Linked DNA regions of Mus musculus: region 2 is linked to region 1. The links are chromatin loops, found by intact Hi-C in ENCODE. Cell type or tissue: gastrocnemius. All regions are shown on one strand. Links, peaks and the distances in the headings refer to the core of each region. The heading gives the core; the rest is flanking DNA. Region 1 has its middle 32 kb from the start of Gm38789. Region 2 has its middle 28 kb from the start of Mtpn.

Region 1 (15,843 bases), core at 4,187-12,186:
TGATGTGGTATCCAGTATGTGAGAATGAAAAGAACCAGAAGCCTTGGTCCCGAATCTTCTACTCTGGCCCCATGTCAGGATGAGAAGGCTCCTGGAGCTTTTGCAGATCCCAGTTGCTCTGGACTCTTCTGTCTGGGCTGGGCCAGCAAGTGACTCACGTTCAGAGAGCTGTAGTAACCACTGATCCATATGGCCCTTGACACAGTGACTGCCCAGCTTTGACTCCATTGGCAAGCTACTGTCACTTGCCTGGACTGCAGTTTGACAATAGCTGAGCTGGAGGGATAGAGACTTGGTTTTAAACCAACACCTCCCAGGGAAAGTTAGAGCTGGAGAGATGGCTCTGTGATTAAGATCACTGGTTGCTTTTCCAGAGAACTTGGGTTTCAGCACCCAGAAACCACCTGCAACTCTAGTTCCAGAAGATCCAGTGCTCTCTTCAAGCATCCTCAGGCACTGGGCATGCATGTGATGTGCAAACACCTAGATAAAATAAGGCACGTAAAATAAAATATAGCTTTAAAATACAGGAAAGATGCAGAAAAAACAGGTTCCCAAGTCCCATGCCAGAATGGAATCATGTCAGCAAGAACTGTCCCAAAGAACACAAACCCAATATTAGAACTCCACATGTCTGAACCCACTATCTTTTAAAAAATAATATTTTTATTTAACATACGAAGTAGTAGGCTTCATTATGACATTTTCTGAACTGGAATCTCTGGGGCCCAGGCTTGGGGACCCAAAGCTTTAGGAAATTCCTAGGAGGTCTGGATGCAGCCACTTACTGGTTAGGACCACCTGGTCTCAGTGATGCTCTGGGTCCTGTTTACACCTGACATGCCTGTATAGTTAGCTGTAAACGCAGGAGGCTAATCTTACATGGAGTGTTAGCAACTACCGTGATTTGCTTACATCCTGCCTGTCTGTCTGTCTGTCTGTCTGTCTGTCTGTCTGACTGACATCATTCTTGCAGGTGTGTCCAGCCTGTAGCCTTCAACATAGCTGCAGATTACAGATTGTGTGTGTATGTGTGTCCTTGTGGTTTTCTGGAGCATGGGGCAGAATATCACACCACAGTTTTCTGATGTCTGGAGATTGACATTAGTAATGGACATGGCTGAGATTGTACCCTCTCTGAATGATAGTCTGTGGGGAACAAGAGAAGTCCTATGGTCTCCTCATGGTCCCAGGCCTCATCTTAGTTACTTAGATACTGATGTGTCATCGCTACCTTGAAGCTGACACCCTTTGTTTATTGCTTTTCTTCTTCTTGTGACAAAATACCCCACAAATGCAATTTAAGGAAAGGAGGGGGCAATTTAGCTTTAAGGGGACATAGACCACCGTGGTGAAGACGACACAGCAGCAGCCATGTGGGGCAGCTGACCACATGTATCCACGGTCAGGAAGCAGGAAGCAGCAGCGATGTTCAGTGTGTTTGCTCTTATAGCAGGACCCCAACCCATAGAGTGGTGTCATCTGCATTTATGGGAGGTAGTCTCATCTCAATTAATCCAGTCTAGAAACTCTCTCACAGACATGCCCAGAGATATGCATCCAAGGTGGTTCTAAATTCTGTCATGTTGGATATAAGAGTTACCAACCACACCCTTGGGGTGTACCACGCATGTCTATGCGCATTGTCTCAGTGAATTAGTTGAGCTTCTTGTTAGCTTTGTGGGGTGCTGATGCAGAAACCACACTGTGTCATCTTGGGCAGAGCATGGGTGTTTTTCATCACCTCATAGCTAGCTGGCTTTGCCCCGCTTCTCACCTCGCTGGCGTCAGCGCGAGTCTTTCTTAGAATGGCATTTTCTTCCTGCCTCTCTGATGCAGTTCTGTGTTGACAGTAACTGGTAACTGATATAAAAAGCGAGATGCGCCTGGAAGAGGGGATCAGAGAAGCTCACGAGGTTGCCCCCCAGTACCCGAGGTGGGGAGGAGCCAGGACCCCTGCAGGTTCCAGCACCCAAGGCTTCCCACAGCCTTGTGTAAAACGGCACAACTGTTGCGTATGCTCTGTGTAACCCTCCTGTATGCTGGATTGATTTCCGGATTGGTTGTCATGCCTCGGTGGAAATGCTCTGTAGCAATTATTATATTGTATTGTCTAGGGATAATGACAGGGAAAATCTCTGCTCCCATTCAGTGCAATTCGCTTCCTTTCTTTTATATTTTATTTTATTTTATTTTATTTTATTTTTTGAGCCAGAGTCTCATTATATAGCCTTGGCTGTCCTTGAGCACACAGACAACCACCTGCCTCTGCCTACTGAGTTCTCGGATTTAGGCAAGCTCCACTATGCCTGGACCACCTATTTATTTGTTTACTTAATTTTTGATTATAGGGTCTTTATGGCTGCCCAGGAACTTGATATGTAGACCAGGCTAGCCTTGTATTCACAGATATCTGCCTGCCTCTCTCTCTTGAGTGCTGGGATTACAGGTGCACACAACATATATGACTTTTGACATGGCAGGGGATTTGAACTCAGATCTTCACGTTTGTTCAGCAAGTACTTCTTAATCTGCTGAGCCATCTCTCCAACCTTCTAAACACTGGCTTCAAGTTAATTTGTCTACATAAGGATTCAGTTGCCAAGTTATGTATAAGTAAACATACATATTGATTGTTATGTTTAACTTGGGGGGGGGGGCTTGCAGACTTTTGAGTGGACTGGATCCTTCCTGATGCTCTGGGCCCAGTCTGGAGGCGCAGAGAATTCTGAGCTGTGCCTCCTTCCCACAGGTCTTCAGCCTTTCTCACTTGGGAGGTGGGAAGAAGAGGACTGGGCTGGGGAAGACAATTAAGATACTGTTCTAGTTTTCTACTGTGGCTGTCACAGTAAACTACAGACTGTGTAGCTTAAACAGTAGAAATATATTGCCTCATCATTCCAGGGGCTGGAAGCCTGAGATCTAGGCATGGGCAGGGCAACTCCTATCACCTCTCTCACCTCACGAAGCGTTCTCTGCGTGCATCTATGTTTTAATCTCTTTATGTAAAGATATCAGTCACATTGGACCAGCGCTCACCCATGGGCCCTCAGTTAACCTTTATTGACTCTTTGAAGTCCTTACCTTTAAATGCAGACCTCTTCAGAGGCTCTGGAGTGAGTGTGGGATCAGGACTTCAGCAGATGAATGTATTGAGGTGCAGCGCAGCCAATAAACGAGACTACACATTTTGGGGTTGAAATTCATTTTCAGCCCTGCCAGTTAAGAGTAATGTAGATGTAAGAGAGAGAGAGAGAGAGAGAGAGAGAGAGAGAGAGAGAGAGAGAGAGCGCTGCACTAGTCCTTAGTCTTCCAGGCTGTAAAGGGGAGTGAATAACACCCTTGTCAGTAGGGCCAGTCCTCTGTGGGCCCAATGCAGGGGACCAGAGTTGACAGGAGCTAGGGATTGTAATGGTTGTATCAGGTCTAGAGAAAAATGTACAGCCTTTCACCCGATCATCTGCCTTCTGCATACTTCCCATTCTCTCTTTTGGAATGTTCCCTAAGCCTTAGAGGGGGTAGCATAAGTGATATTCTAGGGCTGGGCCACAACTGTCACCTATTCTCTGCATTTTGGGCTGGAGCACTGTTCTTATGAAACTCCCCCTCACAAAAGCTTGATGTCCTCTCAACTTGTCCAGGGTAAAATTACCACACAACCCAAGGCCCAGCTCGCATTTCCAGCATTTTCTATTCTCCCTCTTGTTTTTTAAAAAAATATTTATTATTATTCAGTGCTATAGCATATCAGGGTTTATTTGTGTTTCCTTGAAAGAACACCGGGTTTCCTCACCTCTGTGCCTCTGCTCTCGTTCTGCTCTCAACAGCTGGGGACCTCAGCCTGAACCAGTAGTGACGGAGACCTGAAAAGTACCCACTTGTCCCCGTGAGGAGAAGCCTCAAGGCAGACTCTGCTGCTGCAGCGGCTTGGCTGTGTCTGTGGTGCTTTCCCAGCATCTTGACATGCTGGATCATTGCAGTTGCAAAAAGTCTGTTGGAGTAGCACACGCCATATTGGAGGGTAGGAAAGAGAGCCTGCATGCCCGTGCTCACGCTAGGAAGAAGCTGGAAGGCATCACCACGAGGGAGCATCCCTTTCACCCAATAAAAACCATTTAGAGGCCCCAGTAGGCTTTCTCTTAGATGGCAGGAATAACACTGCAGCCAGACCCTTGCTGCTGCACAGGAGCCTGGGAGAGGGAGTGTTAGGAAGTGGGAGAGGAGGGAGGTGGAGCTCGGTGGTGGGCGGGGCCACCATCAGTATCTGCCTTTCTCCTCCACCACTTGTTCCCTTCTCCTCCACCATGAAGTTCCGGTCTCTCGTTCAGATGCAAAGACCCCTTTCTCCATACATACTCGGGTATTCTTATATTGATTTCCACCCAAACACACTCTTCACATGCAACAGTAAGCACCCGGCTTCTCTTCCAGCCAAGATTAGAAGCTTCTCCAAGGAGCAGAGACCATGGCTAGTTTCTCCTAAAGCACCCAGCAATGTGGCTCCTCAAGCAAACTCAGCCAGAACGTTGGAAATTCACAGCAACTCGAACAACATAAACACTGTACTTTCCTGGTGCTCAATAAAAACTCCTTTTGGAGTTTCCCTCTCAGTGTTTTAGAAATACAGACAACACCATGCCTGACACCGGAGTGTCTTACCATTTGCAAAGCATATGATATGTCACAGCACTCCCCAAGGCCAGAGAGGAGCTGCTGTCCTGTCTTTTGAGAACACGATGTTCCCCTGAAGCCAGTGATGTCACTAGGCTTGCCATCATTCATAGGACATTCTTTTCACTCAGTAATGAACCATTTTGGAAGCTCAGCACGTTTCTCAGAGTAGGCCAGTTTCTTGTGCCCAAACATTGATTACGTTGTAGAAACTGGGATTTGAACCCTGAACCTAAGGACTATAATGCGAAGTGTTTGCTGTACTGTTTCCACACTGGACTACATTTCCGTCTTTACCTCCTCCAGGCTCGGCAGCTTAGTAGGGGTTATTCTCTGGGGCACCAATTTATTAATTTAAATGTTTAGTTAGCATATGTTAATTATATATAAAAAGACAGTGAGCTTCATGGAGGAATTCCTCAGTAGTTAAGAGCACGTGTTCTTCTCGAGCACCTAGGTTTGATTCCCACTACCCATATGATAACATGATAGTTCACAGATGTTTATAGTCCAGTTCCATGGGATACAGTGCCCTCTTTCGGCCTCACTGGGCACTACACACACATGGTGCACAGGCATACATGCAAGCAGAACATTACATACATAATACATACATACATACATCAAAAATATTATATTTATATTTATATTTACCAAGGAAGCAAGCAAGCAAACCAACCAACCCATGGCTTCTTCATGGCATTTTCATACATGTGCATAATGACTTCCCACATATTCATGGCATTTTCTTTTTCTTTTTTTTTTTTTGTCGAACTATTTTATTTTTTATTAGGTATTTTACTCATTTACATTTTCAATGCTATCCCAAAGGTTCATGGCATTTTCATACATGTGCTTCCCACATAGTCACTGTCCCCTTTCCTGTCTCACCCCCTTTCACTTGTGCTAAGTCCCTCCTCCTCCCAACCAGTGTCATGCTAATTTATTTTTTATTTCCCTCTTCATTCAAGGGGTTGGGACTTGGAGCACTGACTTAGATGATACTGAGGAACATATTCGTTCATGTTAAATGGAGACAGAGCTGATTGCAGTTCATCTTGGCAGTTGTTGGGGTCTGGGACAGAGTCCCCCAAGAAAGCTGTTCTTATAGAGACCCAGAAGACCCAGGGCTGACATGGGGGTCCTTTCTACAGCTGGGTCTTCTGACCAGCACTGTAGTGGGTCTGCTGTGGCCAAGGCCCAGCACTTTAGCCCCAGTCACAGGAACCATCTTGGAATCTATCCTTCTTAGCATCTTTGAGTGATTATTCCTTGATCTTTAACTGCGTTGGCTGTACTTTGGGCAGTAGGATCTGGGTCTCCCTGGCTTCGCTTTAAATGCTCTTTACAGTTTACTCTTCCTTTGATCTCCTTCTCCTTTGGTGGCATCAGGTCAACCTGAGCTGACCTCAGCCCTGCAGCTGCATTCTTACGCTGGCCATAGGGCTCTACCTCCTGTGACTCTCTGGAATGAAGAACCTCAGAACAGAACCTGTGACAATGTTCACCAGCTTGAGAAATAGGAAGTAGTTTCTGTGTAGCACCATCCTGCCACTAGCCAGCCTGGCCATTCTTAGAGGGTTTATTATTAAAAAGTAACCATCTTTACCCAGCGCCAAATAGCTATCTAAGGGAAAAACTCAACCGTGTGGATGTTCTTTCCCAGTGTTGTGTCATCCAAACATTTGGCCCCAGAGAGAATCCGGCATATGTGTGTATTTAGCACACAGACACCCAAGCTTTTGGACAAGAAACAGAAAACTCAGCAAACACAGGGAATCCTGGCATTTGTAGAAAGGAAAGTCGCAAGGCCGAGGAGTCTGTGGGTGGTTTCGGGCCAATGTCAACAGCCCCAGTATCTCTGAGAGCAGTAGAGACTCTGGTGAGAGACTCATCCCAGCCTAATGAAGTGAGGATAGGTGGCAGGGTCAACACTCACCTCCCCGAATGACCGCTCTGCCCTTTCTAGCTTCTGGGCTAAGGAGCATGTGTCAACTTGCATAGCCCCCAGCAGTCTGCTTTCTTGGCTCTGGCTTACCTTGGAAGGCAAAAATAAGTTCTTTGTTCCAGCATACCACAGCTACTTAGATGTGGAAACTTAGCCTTCTTAAGATCAAAATCCCATTACTCACCCTGCCTGCTACTATATTGGAAAGCTTGTGGCCCACAATTAGCACTGCTATAAGTAGGCTGGCTAAAAACGTACCTATCTTTGAAAAGGTGATGATGACCAGCCAGGAGCTAGCACATCTGGCCCGAGGTTTGGCATACGCATGCAGAACTATACTCAAGGCAGACTGTTTTGCAAGCTTTAGTCTTCATTGCCTCTCAGGGACAGTAGACAGAGAAAGGATTGGGGTCTCTGAGCTATCTGCCTCCTCTCACCTAGATGACTCCAAAGAAAATACATTGCCTTTGTCAGGCTGAGATTGATTAACATGACATGGTCTAGCCAGCTGTTAGGTTCTGTAACCTGCCACCCCCTGCCTCTGTCTCCCGTCTTCAGCTACATAATGAGGCTCTGTCTTAAAAAGCAAGGAGCTGGGAGTGTGGCTCGGTGGTTGAGTGCAAGAGCACAAAGCTCTGGGTTGGAGCTCCAGCACAGTCACAAAGAAAACCAGAAAAAGAAAAAAAAAATTCACATGGTTTCTTGCTAAGGGGGCATACCCCGAACGTTGCTTCCCTGTTCGCGATCCCTTACAGTCTAGGCTGGAAGAATTCTGTTTCTCAGAAGGCCCATTCTTCATCCAAAACATCAACAACCCCCCACTGCCTTTGAACATCGAATCAGAGCAAAGCAAACAAGGGAACCAGAGCGACCCATAGTGAAAGCGGGAGGGGCCTCGCGCTGGTTGCCGGCAGCAGGTGGCGCCCTTGGGTCACCCTCTTCAGTCTCTAGCAGAACAGTGCCTCCTATCTGTCAAAACCCTTAACTTGTCTTTCTCAGCCTTGAGTGTTCCAGCTTGCTGACTCTCTCAGCTTAGGAACTCCCTCCTTCCCTCCTCAGGCAGGGCCCACATGCTGTCCTTGCAATGGGCAAGGAGTTGCATTTCTGGGTGGATGGAAGCACATTTATTATACCACACACAGCGGAAAGAAAACAATTCCACCCAGTTCCCCTTTCTTTAATTAAAAAAATATTATTGTTGCTGTTATTATTATTCCTATTATTATTACTACTACTATTACTTATTATTTGTGTGTGTGTGTGTGTGTGTGTGTATGGTTATTTTGCCTGAATGTATTTCTGTACACCACATACATGCCTGGTGCCTACAGATCCCCTGGAACTGGAGTTCTAGATAGTTGTATAGAGTCATGAGGGTGCTGAGGAATTGTGCCCAGGTCCTCTGGAAGAGCAGCCAGTGCTCTTAACTACTGGTAGTAGATGGTTACAGAGTCGCTTCAAGGATGAAATCAGGTCTTTGCATATGCCTGGCATACCTGTCTTCTGAGAGGCTCTACCAGCAGCTGATCGAGACAGAGGCAGATAATTACACCCAACCATTGGACTGAATTAAGGTTGAATTAAAGGAAAGATTGAAGAATCTGAAAGGGAGGGCGACCTCATAGGAAGACCAGCAGACTCGACTAACACAGAACCCAGGGAGCTCCCAGAGACGGAGCCACCAACCAGGAGCATACACAGCCAGGTCTGAGGCCCCTGGCACATATACAGCGGAGGTCTGCCTGGTCTGGCCTCAGTGGGAGAAGATGCACTTACTCCTCCAAGAGACTTGAGGACCCAGGGAAGGGGGAGGCCTGCTGGAGGTTGGGAGCACCCTCTGGGAGGCAAGTGGGAGGAGGAATAGGATGAGGAATGGTGGGTCGGAGGGACGGGGGGGTGGGGGAGGAGGTCAACGACTGGAATATAAATAAATAAAATAACTTAAAAAAGAAAGGAAGAACGGAAAAAAGTGGAGTGGCATATGTAAGTTCACTAATTGCCCACTAGATGGCACTCTCTTCCCAGGAGAAAGGAAACTTGCGAAAGGGGAGAGGTACTAAACGTTGAGCCAGCTGCCTGAGGGCTGGCTTCTGTTTGCCTGCTCTAATCCATTGCATTTGGGCAGTTAGCTTGAGAAGAGCAACATTAAGGTCAAAATCAGTGGTCCACAGCCTTAGGAATGTGTCTTCTGTGGCCATTTGTGTCAGCATTAATTATTGCCAGTGTAGGGGAGGGGAAGGGAGTAGAAATACACCCAGCTCAGCCGGGAGTCTTGTGTTTGGAGACTAAGGGTGTTGGGGGGATATTAAGATTGACCCTGAAGCTCTAGGATGTGACCAAATCGCTCTTCATGGTCCAGATGGAAGACATAGGAGATGGCTGAGACTCCTTTATAGATGCTGAGTTCTTGGACTGCCTTGTCCCTCCTGCTTGGGACACTTTCCACATCATCTACACACCACTGATCCACACTGACAGTAAAACCCTGTGAATTCTAAGGGCTGTAAAGAGGAAGCTTGCCACCCTGGCAGCTTGGTACAGATTTGAGCGCCTGTCTACCCACTTTAGGTCATTGGCATTTTCTGGAGTGGGTCTTGGCCCAAACACAAGCTTTCTCTTTCAAACCACTTTGGTCACACACACTAACTTTCCCTCCCTTAAGCGCCGCCCCATACCAGCACCCAACCTAGGCTGGGTTGGCTGATGGCCCTGTAGCTTGCACTTCCATGGTTACCTACTGGTTCAGCTGCTACTGGTGGTGCCTCAGTTTCCTCTTCTGCTCATACATATTCAGCCCTGCTTTGACAGTCTTCCCAGGCCGCATACCTTTGCTTAGGGGCTTCCATTTTCCTCAGACGCCAATGGCCTGGGTTCCTGGACATTTCCTCTGCGGCACCCAACGCTACAGATCCAGTCCCCTCCCCAGGAAGCCGGGAGCCCTCCCTGAGCCCCTCAGCTATGCTCTTTGTACCCTGCTTTTATAGGTACGAGGATTGGAAAGTGGGCTATGGGGTTTTCGGTTGAAGCAGTGCTGTTCTTCCTGCTCAGTTCTGAGCAGGCTGCGAGCTGCTGGGATTGTTTTTTATTCCACACCTGAATCAAGAGTAGCATATTGCACAGTGGCTTCATCTTTTAGCCTCACAAACTGTGGCAAGGCCAACATCCTCCCCAGACGGTCATGGCCCCGAACTGCTTTGAAGGAAACAACCATGTCAGGACACCAATATCTTTTCCTCCCTTTTTTTGTTTTTCTTTTTTGTTTGCATTCTCTAAATAAAATAGAGAATGTCGGTATCTGGAGAGGCACATAAGGTCAAGTGTGTGTTTATACAAGGTGATCAGATTGTGTTTGAATGCCGAAGGAAAATGGCATGGGAAATAAAGTATTTGTGGTTGTTGACAGTGAAGAAGAAAACAGGGAGGCTTTCAGCCATTCTCTGTCCAAGTGTTTTCAGGCATGGGCACTTTGAGAATAAGTCACTAGGTCCACTAGTAACACATACATCCTTCTGCGAAAGGCTGCCTTCTCTGATGACCAGTTCTACCAACCCTTTCCTAATTCTACCATGAAGTTCCCCTTCTCAATTCACGATCTTGATCTGCTTTTGGCATTTCAGTCTCTTATAGCCTTTTCCCTTTCAGTGTCTGTAGAAGACTGACACCATCAGTGGCCCAGGAATGGCTTCTGTAAATCTCACCTTTTGCCCTGTAATGCTCTGTCCCAGTCTACCCTGACTCGGTGACCCAGAGTCTGGTGTGGTCACCAAACCGGATCAGCATAGAGGTGACTTTGCAAGGACACAGTGATGACTAGAAACAGGAGTGGGGCTGCTCAGATCAGCAGCGTGGAGCAACCCATCCTTCAGCTCATGAACAAAAGTAACTGTTTACAGTTGAAGGACCCCGTAGTGCTGCGGTGGCTGTTGGGTAGCAACACTGTGACCATACGTGCTGAAGCTGGCATTGAGATTGCTCTTTGTTTTGAGGAAGGGGGTCTTGTCATGGTATCTAGGACGGCCTTGGGCTCCCAATCCTTCTGTCTTGGCCTAGTGTAGAGCTGGGATTCCAAATGCTGGTCATTATTTCTGGCCTATGGCATTGGATTGGAACACCATAAAGGCCAGTCTTACTGTTGAGACTCTGGATGGCATCAAGTCGGCCCCCTCCCTCCTCTTCCTGTCCTGGCTAGTGGGAGAGGACTGCGATAGTATTGAGAGGGTTTGATGACTCATTTTAGTGTAAAAGCAAGCAGGAAATCATGGCTGTGTAGTATGTGTGGTGGAGAAAGATCTCTAAGAATAGGGGAAGGGACACTGTGAGCCTCGATGGCTCCATTACTAACTAAGCTTTATTTAGTTAACACAGTGAGCAACTACTGTATGGGAGGCACAATTCTAGATTTGGGGGCTATCATGCATGGCACATCTGTCTATGTGAAACTCAAGTTTACCATCCAGGGCTATGGTGGCTTGATTATTGCACCAATATTGATGATATGAAAGCGTTCCTTGTATCCAGCCCACTCCATCCTGCCAGGCACAGCTAAACTTATTTCCTTCAAACACTAGCTCCTTCCTAAACTTTCTGTCCCTTGCTCAAGGATATGGTAGCTCTGCATGGCCTTTGGGGCTGAGCTTAAACTCAGTCTGATGTTTTATTGGCTATGCTCTGTCCTGTCCTGGTTGTCCAGTCCGTCTTCTGCTACTCCCTAGAGCAGTGGTTCTCAACCGTTCTAAAGCTGTGGCCCTGTAATGCAGCTCCTCATCTCGTGCTGACCTCTCAGCCATAACATTATTTTGTTCCTACTTCATAACTGTAATTTTGCTATTGTTATGAATAATAACATAAATATCTGATATGCAATCCCCAAGGGGGCTGTGACCCACAGGTTGAGAACCACTGCCCTAGCGCTTCAGCCTGTTCACACACTTGGGTGTATTCCAAGCACTGGCCCCTTCCAGCTGGGAACAGGTCCCTTGCCAGCCACCCCACCTACACTAGCAGAGTCTACTCATCTGCCCAGTTCCTACTTAGCCCTCATCTTAGCCTTGTTGGTAACTCTAGAACATGCTAAGCTTGCCTGTTTTAGAACTGAGACTAGTCATAATCAGACGTGACATGGGTCACAGTGTTCTCATGCTCCAGTGTCAGTTTCCATGGGGGAAAGCCAAGGGTGGGGAATCTAGACAATCTTGTGGAGTGGTCAGCTCAGAGCTACAGGAGCAGTCACTAAAGAGTGTGCTCTCTTCTTTCCTACTCTCTAAGGCCAGAGGGGACCGAGGAAAGGAAGCAAGTACTAGTCTGTATAATAATGTGATTCTACACACACACACACACACACACACACACACACACACCCCTGCCCCAAACCTGGATATGAAGATGGTACCTTGGAAGTTGCAAGTCAGAAATGTTTCCTTCAGAGCTTGCTAGATGGCTCAGCGGGTAAGAGCACTGACTGCTTTTCCAAAGGTCCTGAGTTCAAATCCCAGCAACCACATGGTGACTCTCGACCACCCATAATGAGATCTGATGCCTTCTTCTGGCGTGTCTGAAGACAGCTACAGTGTACTTATGTACAATAAAAAAATAAATCTTTAGGAAGGAGGGAGCAGGGACTGAGCGAGCAGGGCCGACCAAAGAGAGCAGGAACGACTAGAGCGAGCACAGGTCCTAAAAATTCAATTCCCAACAACCTCGTGAAGGCTCACAACCATCTGTACAGCTACAGTGTACTCACATACATAAAATAAATAAATAAATCTTAAAAAAGAAATGTCTTCTTCATAGAATAAACAATTATATTTAAGAACATCTTTTCATGTGTGTATCCATGTGTACAAACAGGCCCATGGAAGTAAGTCTGATAAGAATTATAAGGCCTCTAACTCATGCAAAGAAGAGACCACAAGGACAGCCTGACCCCCACAGCCCAACATTTCCCGGCTGTTCTATTGGATTTTTCTGTGGAGTTTGATGTTCATATAATGACTGTCATTATTGGCTTCTACTGCTCTAACCAAACATCACATACTTGGTAATTTATAAAGAAGAGAACCTTATCATGGTTCTGGAGGCTAGAAATGCCAAGGTTTTGGGTCTCCTGAGGGTTCTCTGCTCCACATCCTGTGGTGTGACAGGCTGAATGCTATGTCTCCCATGATGGAAGAAGTGGAAAGTGCTGACTTGTTTGCTTAGTCATCTTATAAAGCGGTTACACATTCATAAAGGCAGGGCTGTCATGGCCTAGCAACCTCCTTAAGGCTCCACCTCTCAATACTACTGTAGTGGGAATTCTGTTTCTATATGAGTGTTCAAGGGGATGTATATGTGTATATGTATGTATATATACATGGATATATGTGTACGTGTATATGTGTATATATGTGTATTCAAGCCATAGCAACAGTCACCTAAAATCCTCAGACCCTCTACCACTCAAGTGATTTGGACTTGGAAAATGAGGTAATGAGAAAAAGGGGGAGGGCATTAAGGTTGCTTCTGGTTTACAGGGTTTGGTACAGGAAGGTGGAGATTCCACATCCGGAAGTCTGACGAAAGAAGAAGTGATGAGGAGAGACAGGAGAAGGCCTTCCAGGCCGTTGGTGCCCATGTGGAGGCAATCATGGCGGAGCTGCTTTTCATCTGGAGGCTAGTGAAGTCTTGTTCCTTTATGTTCCTGCTTTATCCCTTCCCCATTGGCTACTAAGTATTTATTTAGCTCACTAATCTAATTTCTGTGAGCAGAGCCCCGGATAGGCTGCCATGAAAGAACCAAGGGAGATGGATAGATGGACTGTCTGAATGTTATCTCTATGGCTTTCCTTATAATAGTATAATTTTTTATTATAATTACTGTCATTTTAATGAAAAATTTTATATGTATAGATATTTTATCTTTATGTATGTGTCCCACTTTGATGCCTAGTACCTGTAGGGGCCAGACGAGGGCATCAGATCTCTTGGGACTGGAGTTACAAACGATTGTGAGCTGCCACATGCTTGCTGGGAATTGAACCCAGGTCCTCCAGGAGAGCATCCAGTCCTCCTAACCCCTGAGCCATCTCTCTGGTCACCCTGTATGATTATTTTTTTAGCTTTGGTTTTGTTCTAGTGAAAAAACTAAAACTATGAATCTAAGCTAATCTATATAGCCAATTTTTAAACGTCATAATGTTCTTGTGATTGGATTTATACTTGGGCACCCGATCCCCTTTGGTCTAAGTGAAAGCCTGAGGAAATCAAAGCGATTGATATGAGTGAGGCTTTTAACCTTGCTGTCTGATAGTGTCTAGCAGTACAGGATGCTGGACTTCACTGTGGGTTTGAATAAAAGCAGATACACTGTTTTTTTTTTCCCCCCAACGGAATCCCACAACTTAAAGTTTATTAAGGTAAGTGTAGTATCTAGGTTTGGTTGGGGGATATTTGTAATCTCAGCACCCAGGAGGCCAAGGCAGAAAGATCTGGAGTTTGAAGCAGCTTAGGACACATAGTGAGAATCCTCTATCTTCCACCCACTGACTCCCTCTTCCTTTCCCTTCCTTTCCCTCTCTAACTATAGTAATACATTTGCAAAAAAAAATTTCTTTTCTTAATATAAGCAGTGGCAAGATGAAATTTGGAACAAAATTTGAGAGTGTCACAATGCTAAGCTTATCTTCAATTGAAGGGGCCCTCCAGTGTTATCAGAAGATACAGCTCTGAGCAAGCATTTGCGAATTTCATGCTTGTAAGTTTTGGTTAAGTCTGAGGTCTGATTAGAAGACAAAACCTTAAATCCATCATAGAGTAATTTTGAGCAGCTCTCTTCTGTAAATAGGCCTTTTCTGAATTAGTACCACAAAAGACAAACTTCAAAGCTTATTAAAGACAGAGCCAGACCTGAGGTGCTTTCTAGTAGTGAACCCAACACTACTAATTTGGTTTCAGGAAAACACCATCATTAAGCTGGTATTGTTAATTTGAATATTATTAGTTTATCAAAAGGTTTCTTCTTAGTGTGTCTTGTACAGATTTTTCCTGGCATTTATTTGTAAGCTAAAAAGAAATTTAATCAGGGTTTATACTTATACATGTATAGGTGACAGGATTAAAACATTTTGAGTTACCCTGAAGGTTTCTGAATTTTTTTCTTTAAAAAGAGGACTCACTATTTATTATCCTAATTTGAGAAAACCCAGCTGGACAGGAAGATTCTTGGATTATATACATATTATTGACACCAGAAACTGTCTTCCAATCTTCTCCTGCTAATTAATTTATTATACATCTTTGGTATATTGCAGCACCCAGAATATGTAGGTCAATAAACACTGACTAAACAGAAATGGTTGCCTTTATTTGAGAAGTATGAAAAATTTGGGGTTGGTTCAATAGGTTAGAGAGGGATTAGGAGAAGGTGAAGATTGCCATTCAGGTGCAGAATTCTCTAATGGGGATGTGGGTTCTAATAGTGTAGACACACACACACACACACACACACACACACACACACACCACACACACACACACACACACACACACACACACCACACACACACACCACACACACACACACACACACACACACACACACACACACACACACACACACCACACACCACACACACACACACACACACACACACACACACACACACACACACACACACATTCACACCCAGACACGCACGCACACACAAGTATTCTATATATCCACGGATGGTCTAGATACCTACAAAGATGTTCTACATATCCTGGGATGGTTAATCTTAATTGCTACTCTGATTAGATCGAGAGATGCCTAAGAAATTAGTAAAGTGCATCTCTGGTGTGTCTTTGAGGACATTTCCAGAGAGCATTGACATGAGATCCAAACTGAGACCAGTTCTGGACATGGGTAGCACCAGTCAGTACCCTGGGGCCCAGATGGACTGAAAGAGAAGATGAAATGCAGGCAGCACACGGAAACTCCATTCTTCCCAAATAAGTGGTCTACCAAAGCTGCCATTGCCTGTGGATCTCAGCCTGACTTCAGACTCCTGTGTCTACCTGTTTAACATGAACCATCTAGCAACTCTCCAGGAAATTCCCAGGCAGTTTCTGGGCCTTCAGCTTTGGACTAGGACTACTTCACTAATCCCCGTTGATACGTGGCTTCTAGCTTCTTTAACTGAGTACCCACTGGGTATCTGCCTTGCCAGTGTGGAGAAAGTCACTGTGGGACTACCCAACCTCCAATA
Region 2 (15,843 bases), core at 4,495-12,494, 190 kb after region 1:
CTAAGCAGATTCCTAAAATGGACCCTCTCCTCATCAACATAGCCTCCAGGTAGTCTTGCCTTTGAGTAGTTCTTGCATTTAAGATGGAACTGGCCCAGTGACTTGTTAGGAATCAGTGCAATGCAGCCAAAGTGATGAGATGCACTGCCATAATTGGTTTCCACGAGACTGTAATCTCTATCCTGTTAATAAGCCACTTCCTTCCTTTCTTGCACATGCTGACAAAGTAAGCTGTCATGAAACAGGCTGCCATGCTGGAGTAGCAAAGAGCTGAAGACAACTCGAGCCATGCAGGAATAGAGGGCCTCACTGGGACATCTGTTGAAGATCTGAAGTCTGTCACCAACCATGTGAGGTGGAATAGGTCCTTCCTCAGTCCAGCTATCCAATGAAACCTCAGATCTACCCAACACTTTACAGACTTGCAAGACATACTAAAATGACACCTAGTAAGCTATGTATGCCAAGGATTCCTGAGTCACAGAAACTGCAAGATAACCATCTTGTTGCTTTAAGTTTCTGAGTTTGTTGTAGTTTATTATGAAAAAACGGATAATCTATGTAATTCTTTCAATGTGTGTTCCATTTTTCCTAGGCAGAACAGGTCCTTATCTCTATGGGACTTAGGCTAGAAGAGAACATGATAACTTCAAGTAGTAATTTTTTTTTCTGGGAAGACTGAACATGTGATGAGACTGAGCTGTTCAGCTACCATGTACACATACTTAAAATAAAAAATCAATCAGAATAAACTAAGATAAAATTTTAATATTTCAGCAAACATTTCTATATTTTGAGATCTCTGGTTTGGCTTATGGCCACTGTGTAGAACAGGGCTGACTCTGGTACATTCCTGTTATCACAGGAAGTCCTATTGGGCAGGGCTACTGCTGAGAGTGGTGGAAAAACTATGCTGGATAGTTTTAGGTCACCTTGACACAAGTTAGAATAATTTTGGAGGAGTGAACCTATATTGAGAAGATGTCTCCATCATTTTGGTCTATGGGCGAGCCCATGGTGTATTTTATTGATGATTGATGTGGGAGGGCCCAGCTTACTGTGGACGGTACTACTCCTGGGTTGATGGTCTTGGGTGCCATAAGAAAACATGTTGAGCAAGTCCCGATGGAACAAGCCAATGAACAGCATCTCTCTAGGGCATCTGCATTAGTTTCTGCCTGCAGATTCCTGCCCTGCTTGAGTTCTTGTTTTGACTTCCCCCATTAATAGATGCTATCTAGCAGCATAAGATGAAAAAAACCATTTATTCCCCAAGTTGCTTTTGGTCATGGTGTTTGATCATAGCAACAGAAACTCCAAATAACAGAAGAGGTTTCTTTAAATTGAGAAGCTAGGGAAGACTTCTCTAATAGAGAAGTATTTTAGAATTAGATCAAAGGAGAAGAGCAAATACCTGATGTATGAAGGCCTAGGGATGGGCGTGTTCAGCTGAGGGTACTAGATGCATGAAGATGGAAGGTGAGGAACTATTGTGATATGTTTGAAGACAATGCATCTGGAATGGAGTCATTCAGGAGTAAAGTTGGAAAGGATCCAGGATTAGGAGCTTAGATGATATCTAGACATCTCAGATAGAGGGCCCTGAGAGATGAAAAGAAAAAAAAAATCCACTCAAGTCCAGCTTAATGCACAGGCCACTCCAGAGCCCACTGAGTGACTCATGGGTACTACATCACTAGTAAGTCTTACTCCACAAAATTGATTGCCTCTTATACAGTTGCAATTGAAGTCTCATGGAGCAGAAGGGCCTCATGATGTATTTGTGGGGAATTCTCATGAACCTGTGAATCCTGTGAGCCTTCCTTCACACTCCATGAGGAAGTGTTGATAATCCAGATCTTGTAAGGATTTCCTGCTGGTCACCAAGATTTTTTTAAATGAGGATAGCCATCTTTTAGGTATTTATATCATATTTGTACACACTTCTCTCTTCATAGATCAGTGAAATGATCTGTTTCACGTAGATTCTGCAGGTCCCATGAGGACTTTCTGTGTTGCTTTGCTCAGTGCTGTTTTATAATGCCTGCCTTCATAACACTAGCAGAGACCAGTAAATGTATAATGACAAATAAACCAACAACAGCAGCCATTATAAACAAGAAACATACCGAGCATGTTGTATGTGCCAGACATTTAAAAAACACTTCATACATGTTACTTCAACAACTTCTTACAATGATCCTATATATATTTAATTTATATTTAATTATATATATGTGTGTATACACACACACACACACACACACACACACACACACATATATGTGTGTGTGTATATATATATATCAGATTTAGAAGTCACTGAAGGTTACAAAGCTAGTGAGGGCAGAGTCAGGAATGGAGATGAATGGATGAATAAATGAACATAATATAGATGTTTGCTTATGTGCTCCTGGCATCTCTGCTTTTAGACAAGGAACATACTAAGTCTTTTTTCATAGCCAGATTTTTCTTTTGAGGATGAAGATGGCCGATATTCTTTTCTGCCTGGCTTTTTTTGAGTGAAGAGATTGATTTGATCTATAGAATGTACAAGGCAAACAACTGGGATGCAGCCAGGATAGAATTGGACAGATGAGAGGAAAACACAGCAGAGAAAAACATATTGCGGAGTTAAGGAAATTTCAAAATTATAGTTCAGCACCAGAATAAAGGAAAAAAGATGGGGCGTGACACCCACATACGTGGATCATAGATATAGAGAGAGCCCTCAAATGTATACTTAAACAGTATTTCTTTTCTTTTCTTTTCTTTTCTTTTCTTTTCTTTTCTTTTCTTTTCTTTTCTCTTCTCTTCTCTTCTCTTCTCTTCTCTTCTCTTCTCTTCTCTTCTCTTCTTTCTTTTCTTTTTTCTTTTTTTGAGTTTTCTGAGACAGGGTTTCTCTGTGTAGCCCTGGCTATCCTGGAACTCACTTTGGAGACCAGGCTGGCCTCGAACTCAGAAATTTGCCTGCCTCTGCCTCCCAAGTGCTGGGATTAAAGGCGTGCACCACCACGCCTGGCAAACAGTATTTCTTAAACATGACATTTTAAAAAATATATAAAGATAAAAAGGCACATGGGTAAAAGAATTTAAATTTTAAGTTAGCATCAGTTTGGATACATGCATTTTATTTCTTGGGTATAAAAAAAGAAAATGGAATTAAATCCTATATTAAAAATAGTATGATAACAAAGTAGATCTAATTGCAGATAATATAGAATGCAATTCTGAGTGATAATCGCATCTCAGTGATACTCTTTGTCCTCACTGTGGTTTATAGAAAAATGATAGCATTTAAGGTCCAATGATTCTAAAAATTCATTTTTCTTTTTCTATAGCTATGCTTCTATTGCCTAATCTATTACTGATCCTGAGACACTTACCTGACTAAGACCATTTAAAATAACATAATTTAGCTCTCCACATTATTCCAGAGCCTAAACTGAAAACAAATATTTCTTAAGAAGCAATTACATATACCCATGCTTATTACCTGCTCCACATTCACTATAAAAATTGAGTGCTTTATGCTAGCGAGGTTAATCAGAAAGTAGTCTTAGCAAAAGTCCTTGTTTGCTGTACTTGTTAGAACAAATAAAATAAAACGATGGGAGCAATATAGTTTAAGCAGTTACAGGTGTATGTCTGCCAAACCATAAAAATTTACACTTGAAAATTCCTTTACTCTGTTTACATCCGATTATTGCTTAGCCAAAAAGAGATGGATTATCAAGCTCTTCCACTTATCACAAAAGCATATAGAGTAGGAAGGATAGCATTTTTGCAAAGACTTTGAAAACATATTTTGTTCTTATGTGATACTTAACACAACTTCATAAGTTACTAACATTATTCTTACTTTTATTTTGGCATTGATAAAGTGGAGTTCCAGAGATAACCTCCACAGTGCTATAACCAGTGAAACTAATATAGGATCCAATTTTTTGACTTATCAGCCTGAACATAATGCTATCTCCGTGCAGGGAAGATAATGGATTTGAATCTCAACACTGAGTGTAACAAGATTTTAGGATTTTTGAAAATAAGTGTCTTAGTTACTTTTCTATTGTTGTGATAAGACATCAGAACCAAAACAATTTATAAATGAAAACATTTAATTGGGGCTTACAGTTTCTGAGGGTTAGGGTTTATGACCACCATGGTGGGGAGGAGTACAGCAGGCAGGCAGGTATGGTGCTGGAGCAGTTGCTGTAAGCTCAGATCTTGAGACACAACCAGGAGGGAGGGACAGAGAGAGAGAGAGAGAGAGAGAGAGAGAGAGAGAGAAGGAACTGGGAACTGCATGAATCTTTTGAAACCTAAAAGCCTGATACTGGTGGCATACTAGCTGCCACAAGGCCACACCTCCTAATCCTTTTCAGGCCGGTTTAACCACTGGGGACCAAGTATTCAAGTAAATGAGTCGGTGGTGGCCATTCTCATTCAAACCACCCAAAGTATTTAGAAACTAGGTATCCATGTTTGATTGGGGTCCAAGGAAATTGTCGAACTGACCATTATTGAGATAAGATTATCAATCATATTGCATGGTATTTTATCTGCAACTAGATCCACTTTTTAACACACACAGACACACACACACACACAATTTAATTCCATTTTCTTTCTTATAGCCAAGAAATCAAATGCATGCGTCCAGATTGATGCTAACTTAAAATTTAAAGAAGAAGAGTCGCTTCCAGCCTGGGTGTTCTTCCTCCCTTCCATTGTAGATATGCCCTCTTTCTGTGATTAATGTTCTCTCTCTCTCTGAATAGGTACCTCATCTAAACACTGAAGGCAGACCTGGGTTCAAGTTTCAGTTGTCATCACCTGGCTAAGTGGCCTTGAGCAAGTGAATCCCCTTCAGAACCCAGTTCCCTCATCGGCAGAGTGGAGGAGAATCAGCTACCCCTTGGAAAAGGTTTGGAGGATGGGAGCGGCAACTACCTTAGTGTCCCACGCCTTCAGAGAAAGTGAATGAAGAATGAATGAACGATCGTAATGGCTTTTGTATTAAGAAAAAGCTCATCACACTGAATATGGCTGGGGTGAAACTGGCATGAGTGTTGACAAAAATCTTCTGAAAGATACTAAATGTTTGACTCTGACTGAGGTCCTCCTCTGATGCTCTGACAGTAGTGGAGTATCCAGCTGGTTTCTGCTGAGAAGATACAGAAGACCAGCAAATGTGTGTTGCTGGGGGCTAGGGTTTAATTCTGAACATCTGCCAGTGGTGACGTTGTGGCTTTTAACCCAGGGCTATTTTGAGTGATGACTGAGCAGCTTAGGGTATCTTAAAGGACACAATCCTATCTAGTCATCCTGATTGAGGATGCTTAATTAGCTAAAATCAGTTTTAAGAACTGAACATTGTTTGGAAATTACTGCAGTGGGCCTTTAAAAAACATCTATTTACATAAATGTCTAATCAAAGTGATTCGTACTGAGAAGTCCTTGGTTGTTTTCTTGGTATGTTTATTATTTGAATCTGAAGATCCTTTTTAGTTATATCTTTCAACCTTGAAGTATATTTCCCTTCTGGTAATGATTAATCTCCAAGAAAGCCCCAAACTGCTTAGTATGTATTGATCTACTTGAACCCAATTAACTTGAGCCCAGTTTCCCCTTTGGGAGATGTTGACATTTGAAACTAATGAGTTGACTTCTGTTGCTATAATATAAACAAATGAGTTTTCTTTACCTTCTTAGGTTTGCATTCTTTAAAAAAGCTAAAAAGTTTTTAGTGTGTATCTGTGTCTGTGTGTCTGTGTATGTTGTGTATCTGTGTGTGGGTGTGTCTACACTCATGCCATAGTACCCATGGGGAGGTCCTTTGTGTATGTGTGTGTGTGTGTGTGTGTGTGTGTGTGTGTGTGTATGTGTGTGCATGTGTGTGTGTGTGTGTCTGCACTCATGCCGCAGTATCTGTGTGGAGGTCAGAGGACTTTTCGGAGTCAGTTTTCCCATTGCACCCTGTTAGCTTTGGTCTCTTTGTTTCTGCTGCCGCACCGCCTACATTCTAGCTGGCCTGTGAACTTCTAGGTGACTGACTGCCTTGTATCCAGCTCCCATCTCACTCTAGGAGTGCTGAGGGTAATGTGTGTCCTCACATTCAACTTCAGTCCTAGGATTGAACCCAGGTCATCAGGCTTACATGGCTACTGCTTTTTACCTGCTGAGCCACCTTCTCAGTCCAGTTTATAGTCTAGTTTATGGAAGTAGGCATGCTGAAAAGTCTTTACCCAGATTGAAACAGCATGTGCGGCAGCTTTTCTTCAGATTATTCAGGTGTAGAATAATACTCTTTCTCATCCATGGGTAAGATTTGCTTTTTGAGAAATGGAAGCAGATGTAGCAGTTCAGTACTGTAATCCTAGAACTTAGGAGGCTGAGGCAGGAGGATTGCCATATCCTGAGACATAGTAACATACATAGTGAATTGAATCCAGTTCAGCTGGGGTTACAGAGTAAACTTTGTCTCAGACAACAAACATATCAATCAATCAATCAGTCAGTCAATCAATCAATCAATCAAACAAACCAAACCAAAGAAACAAAAGTCACTAATTGGAGGGGGAGAGAAAAAGAGAGGGAGAGACATGGATAGACTTGATGTTGGAGCTCTGTACTCCATTCTACTCTACTCCATGCTTGCCAGACTCATCTGTAAGAATTCCACTTTTGGCATAAATTTAAGGTTGGAGTGGAATTCAGTGGGCGATGCCAAGAGAAACCACGTGTAACATTTGGAGGATGGGTGACAAGTTGAGAACTTGAATTGTTAACGACCCATCTAGAGCCTCAGATGATAAAACTGGAAGCAGTGAGAAATGATCTCTCTATAGGCCCCATAGGAGACATTTATAATGATTAGAACATTCCATGGAAGGAGCAGGCACCTTGCAGGGTAAAGGGTAGCTCTCTCTGCTGCTGCTTGGATGATGTTCCTTCAAAGGTACTACTGCAGTGGCTTTCACTTTGGGCAGAAGTTTGGATGGTGACTTCTGAAGATTCAATTTAAATTCCAAGATGCTTTAGTTTTCATATCTTTAAGAACTGAGCCTGAGAAAATATCTGTGTACTCACTGTGTGTGATGTGGACAAACTGTAGATTCTTCCTGGACTCCAAGCATCTAGTCTGTAAAATGAGCTCTTGAGTGCTAGATCTATAATACATACACACCCCTTACATTTGAATGGTACCTACTCTGAAGGATGAAAGAGAAAGACTGGAACTTTTATCACCATTGTTGACCTCTCGATTCTATCCAGAAGATAATATTTTAGTAGCTTATTAAACAGTACCAATCTTCTCGCTAACTTTTTAAAGTTTATGAAAGTAGATAATCTACATTGTAAGATGGATCCAATTTGTAAGTCACAGGGTGTCAATTTTCCTTTGGAAGAAAAAAATAATACAACCTGAAAATTTCAATTTTTCTGGAAATTCTCATTGTACCATGACTTCACTAGATGGTATTTGTAGTCGCTGCAGCTTACACACTGTTTGAACTTCACACATCTCTTAGAATTGTAGACCCTAGTTGTAGAATCCCAAAATTGTCAGCTCAGGAATCTTCAACCTCTAGATCAGCTTCTTTTCAGAATCCAATATTGGCTAGCTCTCAGGAGAAGGCACTGAAGGAGCTGAAACATTTTCACTTCTAGTTTCATGAATCAACACATTCCTCGGAGCACAGAGCACAGGGCCAAATGTAATGCGGACTAGAAGCTATTTCCAAAGTATTTACTTTCCCAGCAATCCAAATCACCCTCTCCCCAAATGGATGTACTCGTAATCACAGCTTTTACTTTGAAAACAATGATTATTTGTGGTGTAGGTAGCCAAAACTCTGATATCATAAGAACTCATTTCCATGAGGACAAAGGCCTTTGTATTGTATCTCCAGAACATAAAAGAGTTTAGCAGTTAGCTGAACTCAGTAATATTTTTGTTAGAGCAAATGAATTGTGAGCTATAAAATTTCAAACTTTTCCTATCTGTACTTCTAATGGTGAGAGAGCCCCCTGCTGGAAAAAATTGGATCTTATGTGTACAATAGCAATGTACTGCATCTTGCAAATATTTCAGTTAACTAGACTATGGCAATACCTTATTGGTCAGGTATGATTAAGATTCTGTTATGAATTACCAGATAGAGGACTCAGTTTGTCAGTAGTTGGATGTATTAAAGACAAGCAATGGGTTCAACCCTCTTAGATAAAAAATTCTTAATGATATTTGGATTCATATAATTATTATAGATATGTTTAACTAAATAATACTCTTTATTAATTCTTTAAGATGTTAGTAGATGTGACCATATTTTAACACCAATTTATGATATGTTATATGACTAATATAAGCATCCCAGTCAAATGCAATTTACAAATCAATTTGATACATTTACTGATATGTATTTAATATATATACATTCACGTAGGAGAATAATCATCTTTTTGATACATAACTAAGTCGTTCATAACAATTACTTGGTACTATTACAAAATCAGGATAGAATGTTAGTTTTTATAATTAGGGCTACTATGATGAAAAACGTCATCACCTTTCACTCACTCTAGCACATACATACTCAGCATAGAATTAACCCTTAATTCCTCAAAATTATCTTCCTTCCTTATCCCTCCCTCCTTCCCTCCCCCCTCTCTCCTTCTCTTTCTTTCTTCTCTATCTTCCTTCTTTCTAGACAAAGTTTACTCAAATGCCAGGCTGCCCTTGATCCCATAGAGATATCTTTCCCTTAGCTTCCCAAGTCTTGGGATTACATGAGCTGCTCAAGGAGAGAGATACTGAGCCAAGGAGATGGGAGAGCCATGCTTAGGGATGATGACAGAAGAGGATTCAGCAGCAGCTCATGTCTCCCAGAAGACTGTGAGCTCTTTCAGATGATGCACTAGTTCTCAGTGCTTGGGGACTGATTGAGGAAGCAAGATTCTGGAGAGATTGAGTGGAGGAAGTGTTGTAAGGCAGGAAAGTATCTGGAAGTAGGAGTCAGCTGGTCAGAAAAGCTCCAGATCCCTTCACAAAGGAGGATCACTTCCCATTTAAAAATAATAAGAGGAAGAGGTCTTCAGCCATCATCAAGGGATAGTCTAGAGGCTTTCAAGCATGGAATTTCCTATGAATCATTGAAACAACCTTTGACTTTAGAGTGCAGCTTAGTTATAGAGCACTTGTCTGGCATGTGGGAGGCTCTGGATTTAATCCCAGGACCCAAATCAAACTCTTTTGTGCCCCATTTCAGAAATTCTCATATGAACCTGGTTTGGGGTATAGGGTAGGTGTTAGGCTGCTTAAAAGCTCCCCAGTATACACCCAACACTGGGACTCAATGTTCTGGTGAACTGTAATAACTTCAATGTCAGATGAAGCACACTAGAACCCCTGGCCCTTGGCTCATCCTTCTCTCTGTTTTTTATTCTTTTTTTCTTTGTCATTGTGGTATATGGACACACCCTACTTCCCACAACGTTTCTAAGATGTAAATCTCCTAGTCTTTGGGACCACTTTCCTTTACAAGAGGAACTTAGTTGATGTGATTAAGGCCTTTGATATGGATAAAGAAGAAACAAGATATGATTAGTGCTTTAAAATGACATTTTGGTCTAGGTACAAAGGACAGGAATGCGAGTAGTGGGTGGTACAGAAATGAACTTGGAGACTACTAAAGTGGTCTGTGCTGGAGCTGATGGTGGCTTATTCTAGTATGGAAAAGAGCAAAGTGAAGAATTATTTTAGAGGCACAACCAAAAGTGCTAATCAATGCATGGGATACAGGATGATGGAAAGGGAAGAGTAAGCTTTTGGCTTAAGCAATTGGGTGCTTGGTGTTGCCACTGGTGAAGAGAAATCATATGAAGTTATAAGTAGGAAGAGAGAATGCTGAGTTTTATCTTGGACTTAATCATTTTGAGATAATTGTGTGACTTGCAATGGTGATGCCAATAAGAAAACAGAGATAAGGAAGAATCTTGGAGGAAACTTCTGAGAAGTTATTCTAATTTAGGATGATGTAAGTAGAATCAAAAAGACTACACACTACAGGGATTTAAGTGAACGTAACTTCTGAGCTATCTTCAGGAAAAACTTATCACTTTACAAGATTCAACAAGCCTTTTTTAAAAGTTATTTTTTACTCTTAATTATTTATGAAATTTTTAGGCAAATGGATGTATCTGTAGGATATTATCCTGAGTGAGGTAACCCAATCACAAAAGAAGTCAGTTGATATGCACTCACTGATAAGTGGATATTAGCCCAGAAACCTAGAATATCCAAGAAAAAATTTCCAAAACACAAGAAAATCAAGAAGAAGGAAGACCAACGCATGGATACTTTATTCCTCCCTAGAATAGGGAATAAAATACCCATGGAAGGAGTTACAGAGACAAAGTTTGGAGCTAAGATGAAAGGATGGACCATCCATAGACTGCCCCACCCAGGGGTCCATCCCATAATCAGCCACCAAACGCAGACACTATTGCTTATGCCAGAAGATTTTGCAGAAAGGACCCTGATATAGCTGTCTCCTGTGACGCTATGCCAGTGCCTGGCAAGTACGGAAGTGGATGCTCATAGTCATCTATAGGATGGAACACAGAGCCCACAATGGAGGAGCTAGAGAAAGTACCCAAGAAGCTGAAGGGATCTGCAACCCTATAGGTGGAACAACAATATGAACTAAGCAGTACCCCCAGAGCTCATGTCTCTAGCTGCATATGTTGCAGAAGATGGCCTAGTTGGCCATCTTTGGGAACAGAGGCCCCTCGGTCTTGCAAACTTTATATGCCCCAGTACAGGGGAACACCAGGGCCAAGAAGTGGGAGTATAGGTAGGGGAGCAGGGCAGGGGGAGGGTATAGGGGACTTTTGGGATATCATTTGAAATGTAAATGAAGAAAATATCTAATAAAAAATTTAAAAAATTATTTTTTACTCTTAATTATTCTGTAGATTGATTTAAATGAAACTAATATCTTTAGGCTTATTATTTAAGAATAAGATTTTATGAAAGAATTATTTAAGGTATTCTTTCATGGATCTCAGCTGACATGCAACTGCTAATTTTCAGTTAAGAGTCCTAGATATCAAAATTATCTTTCTGTTATCATAAGTATATGCGTACACTTATTTAGGAAGTGATCTTAAAATATAGCACCTGTGCATTTACTAAATGGTTATGAACAGAAAGATTAAACTAAAATTGAACAGAACCTTCTTGAAGCAAAGATCTTTTTCCTTCCATTCCCCCCTCCCTTGCACATTTGGGAGTATAGATGTGTGTATATGTGTGTGTGTGTGTGTGTGTATTTGTGTGCGTGTGACTGGTATCTATCTGTATGACTTGTGTACAAAGGAATGCCATTGACTTTGATAGATTATTGTGGCAATCACTTACTGAATATTATTTTAGAATATTTTTGGTTGATTTCTTTATTCCTGCCAGCTGAGTATGGTTGTTTTATTTGTTTTTCAAATGTAACATTTTACACAATTTTATCTTCGAATCCCCAATAGTTGTTTACTTATTTCTTATTATAGTAGGGAAGAGTCGGTGTCTGGGTACGGTTTGGATTCTGTAATGGTGTGGATGCTACTTGACCTCTCTGAACATGAGAGTTTCCTTTGCAGTCTGGAGGTATTAATATTACTTATTTCATGGGACTTCTGGAGGCATGCAGTGAGATAATGTGTATAACAGATTCCCAGCAGTAGGATTCAATGAATATCATTTTGATTACTTACAGTATTGGTTAGGATTCCCAGGAAATTCTTAAGAGTGAATCTAGTAAAAATTATGGTCTTTGGAAAGAACACTCGTTTTGCCATTTGACTTATGTTCTAATTAATTATAGTTGGTTATAGTTTTGGATATCTTGATTTAATCTAACATTTCCAACAGGTTAAAACATGGAATTGTGAATATTTTACTATTCTGATCTATAAAATGATAATTGCACAGATTTCACCCTAATATTTTTATGAAGTTGAATGTTCTCCGTGCTTGTTGTGCACACAGGCTGAGCAAGCCCTGGAGAGCACGCCAAGGAGCAGTACTCTGTGGCTCCTGCGTGGGATTCTGCCCTGACTTTCCCCAAAGATTGACTGTGGTTGGATGTCTAAGGCAAACAAACTGCTTCTTCAAGTTCATTTTGGTCTTGGTGTTTATCACAGCATCAGAAAGCAAGCTGGGTCATTCTTCTATAATGACTTTTAATTTCTCTTTATTTGTGTTTTCTGTGTGGGTGCCAGAGATCCAAACTCAGTTCTACATGCCTGCATGGCAAACACTTTACCAGACCACTTTTATTTTTTTTTTTATTTTTTTTTTTCCATTTTTTATTAGGTATTTAGCTCATTTACATTTCCAATGCTATACCAAAAGACCCCCTTACCCACCCACCCCCACTCCCCTACCCACCCACTCCCCCCCTTTGGCCCTGGCGTTCCCCTGTACCGGGGCACACAAAGTCTGCGTGTCCAATGGGCCTCTCTTTCCAGTGATGGCCGACTAGGCCATCTTTTGATACATATGCAGCTAGAGTCAAGAGCTCAGGGGTACTGGTTAGTTCATAATGTTGTTCCACCTATAGGGTTGAAGATCCCTTTAGCTCCTTGGGTACTTTCTCTAGCTCCTCCATTGGGAGCCCTGTGATCCATCCATTAGCTGACTGTGAGCATCCACTTCTGTGTTTGCTAGGCCCCGGCATAGTCTCACAAGAGACAGCTACATCTGGGTCCTTTCAGTAAAATCTTGCTAGTGTATGCAATGGTGTCAGCATTTGGAAGCTGATTATGGGGTGGATCCCTGGATATGGCAGTCTCTACATGGTCCATCCTTTCATCTCAGCTCCTTACTTTGTTTCTGTAACTCCTTCCATGGGTGTTTTGTTCCCACTTCTAAGGAGGGGCATAGTGTCCACACTTCAGTCTTCATTTTTCTTGAGTTTCATGTGTTTAGGAAATTGTATCTTATATCGTGGGTATCCTAGGTTTTGGGCTAGTATCCACTTATCAGTGAGTACATATTGTGTGAGTTCCTTTGTGATTGTGTTACCTCACTCAGGATGATGCTCTCCAGGTCCATCCATTTGGCTAGGAATTTCATAAATTCATTCTTTTTAATAGCTGAGTAGTACTCCATTGTGTAGATGTACCACATTTTCTGTATCCATTCCTCTGTTGAGGGGCATCTGGGTTCTTTCCAGTTTCTGGCTATTATAAATAAGGCTGCTATGAACATAGTGGAGCATGTGTCCTTCTTACCAGTTGGGGCTTCTTCTGGATATATGCCCAGGAGAGGTATTGCTGGATCCTCCGGTAGTACTATGTCCAATTTTCTGAGGAACCGCCAGACTGATTTCCAGAGTGGTTGTACAAGCCTGCAATCCCACCAACAATGGAGGAGTGTTCCTCTTTCTCCACATCCTCGCCAGCATCTGCTGTCACCTGAATTTTTGATCTTAGCCATTCTGACTGGTGTGAGGTGGAATCTCAGGGTTGTTTTGATTTGCATTTCCCTGATGATTAAGGATGTTGAACATTTTTTCAGGTGCTTCTCTGCCATTCGGTATTCCTCAGGTGAGAATTCTTTGTTCAGTTCTGAGCCCCATTTTTTAAGGGGGTTATTTGATTTTCTGAGGTCCACCTTCTTGAGTTCTTTATATATGTTGGATATTAGTCCCCTATCTGATTTAGGATAGGTAAAGATCCTTTCCCAGTCTGTTGGTGGTCTTTTTGTCTTATAGACAGTGTCTTTTGCCTTGCAGAAACTTTGGAGTTTCATTAGGTCCCATTTGTCAATTCTCGATCTTACAGCACAAGCCATTGCTGTTCTGTTCAGGAATTTTTCCCCTGTGCCCATATCTTCAAGGCTTTTCCCCACTTTCTCCTCTATAAGTTTCAGTGTCTCTGGTTTTATGTGAAGTTCCTTGATCCACTTAGATTTGACCTTAGTACAAGGAGATAAGTATGGATCGATTCGCATTCTTCTACATGATAACAACCAGTTGTGCCAGCACCAATTGTTGAAAATGCTGTCTTTCTTCCACTGGATGGTTTTGGCTCCCTTGTCGAAGATCAAGTGACCATAGGTGTGTGGGTTCATTTCTGGGTCTTCAATTCTATTCCATTGGTCCACTTGTCTGTCTCTATACCAGTACCATGCAGTTTTTATCACAATTGCTCTGTAGTAAAGCTTTAGGTCAGGCATGGTGATTCCACCAGAGGTTCTTTTATCCTTGAGAAGAGTTTTTGCTATCCTCGGTTTTTTGTTATTCCAGATGAATTTGCAAATTGCTCCTTCTAGTTCGTTGAAGAATTGAGTTGGAATTTTAATGGGGATTGCATTGAATCTGTAGATTGCTTTTGGCAAGATAGCCATTTTTACAATGTTGGTCCTGCCAATCCATGAGCATGGGAGATCTTTCCATCTTCTGAGATCTTCTTTAATTTCTTTCTTCAGGGACTTGAAGTTTTTATCATACAGATCTTTCACTTCCTTCGTTAGAGTCACGCCGAGATATTTTATATTATTTGTGGCTATTGAGAAGGGTGTTGTTTCCCTAATTTCTTTCTCAGCCTGTTTATTCTTTGTGTAGAGAAAGGCCATTGACTTGTTTGAGTTAATTTTATATCCAGCTACTTCACCGAAGCTGTTTATCAGGTTTAGGAGTTCTCTGTTGGAATTTTTAGGGTCACTTATATATACTATCATATCATCTGCAAAAAGTGATATTTTGACTTCCTCTTTTCCAATTTGTATCCCCTTGATCTCCTTTTGTTGTCGAATTGCTCTGGCTAATACTTCAAGTACTATGTTGAAAAGGTAGGGAGAAAGTGGGCAGCCTTGTCTAGTCCCTGATTTTAGTGGGATTGCTTCCAGCTTCTCTCCATTTACTTTGATGTTGGCTACTGGTTTGCTGTAGATTGCTTTTATCATGTTTAGGTATTGGCCTTGAATTCCTGATCTTTCCAGAACTTTTATCATGAATGGGTGTTGGATCTTGTCAAATGCTTTTTCTGCATCTAACGAGATGATCATGTGGTTTTTGTCTTTGAGTTTGTTTATATAATGGATTACATTGATGGATTTTCGTATATTAAACCATCCCTGCATCCCTGGAATAAAACCTACTTGGTCAGGATGGATGATTGCTTTAATGTGTTCTTGGATTCGGTTAGCGAGAATTTTATTAAGGATTTTTGCATCGATGTTCATAAGAGAAATTGGTCTGAAGTTCTCTATCTTTGTTGGATCTTTCTGTGGTTTAGGTATCAGAGTAATAGTGGCTTCATAAAATGAGTTGGGTAGAATACCTTCTACTTCTATCTTGTGAAAAAGTTTGTGCAGAACTGGAGTTAGATCTTCTTTGAAGGTCTGATAGAACTCTGCACTAAACCCGTCTGGTCCTGGGCTTTTTTTGGCTGGGAGACTATTAATAACTGCTTCTATTTCTTTAGGGGATATGGGACTGTTTAGAAGGTCAACTTGATCCTGATTCAACTTTGGTACCTGGTATCTGTCCAGAAATTTGTCCATTTCGTCCAGGTTTTCCAGTTTTGTTGAGTATAGCCTTTTGTAGAAGGATCTGATAGTGTTTTGGATTTCTTCAGGATCTGTTGTTATGTCTCCCTTTTCATTTCTGATTTTGTTAATTAGGATTTTGTCCCTGTGCCCTTTAGTGAGTCTAGCTAAGGGTTTATCTATCTTGTTGATTTTCTCAAAGAACCAACTCCTCGTTTGGTTAATTCTTTGAATAGTTCTTCTTGTTTCCACTTGGTTGATTTCACCCCTGAGTTTGATTATTTCCTGCC

What was found. Hi-C counts contacts between places; a loop is a spot of excess contacts. Peaks named below come from ENCODE experiments on the same cell type or tissue, not always from the same donor. Only the 100,000 strongest peaks of a DNase experiment are listed, where the experiment ranks them.
Region 2: it touches region 1 in a loop (7-fold over the local background); 33 of 42 quality-filtered maps call a loop at or near these places.

Annotation. Positions count from the first base shown.
Region 1 is chr6:35,372,524-35,388,366 of GRCm38, forward strand. No RefSeq gene overlaps it. Among named protein-coding and RNA genes, the nearest start is that of Gm38789, 32 kb to the right of the region's middle. In gastrocnemius, for the core only: CTCF peaks have their summits at 7,555 (motif pointing right) and 8,620 (motif pointing right); DNase peaks (open chromatin) are centred at 7,529, 8,411, 8,709, 9,127 and 1 more place; H3K4me3 peaks cover 948 bases; H3K27ac peaks cover 776 bases.
Region 2 is chr6:35,559,923-35,575,765 of GRCm38, forward strand. No RefSeq gene overlaps it. Among named protein-coding and RNA genes, the nearest start is that of Mtpn, 28 kb to the left of the region's middle. In gastrocnemius, for the core only: a CTCF peak has its summit at 8,052 (motif pointing left); no DNase peak of the experiment used is centred there.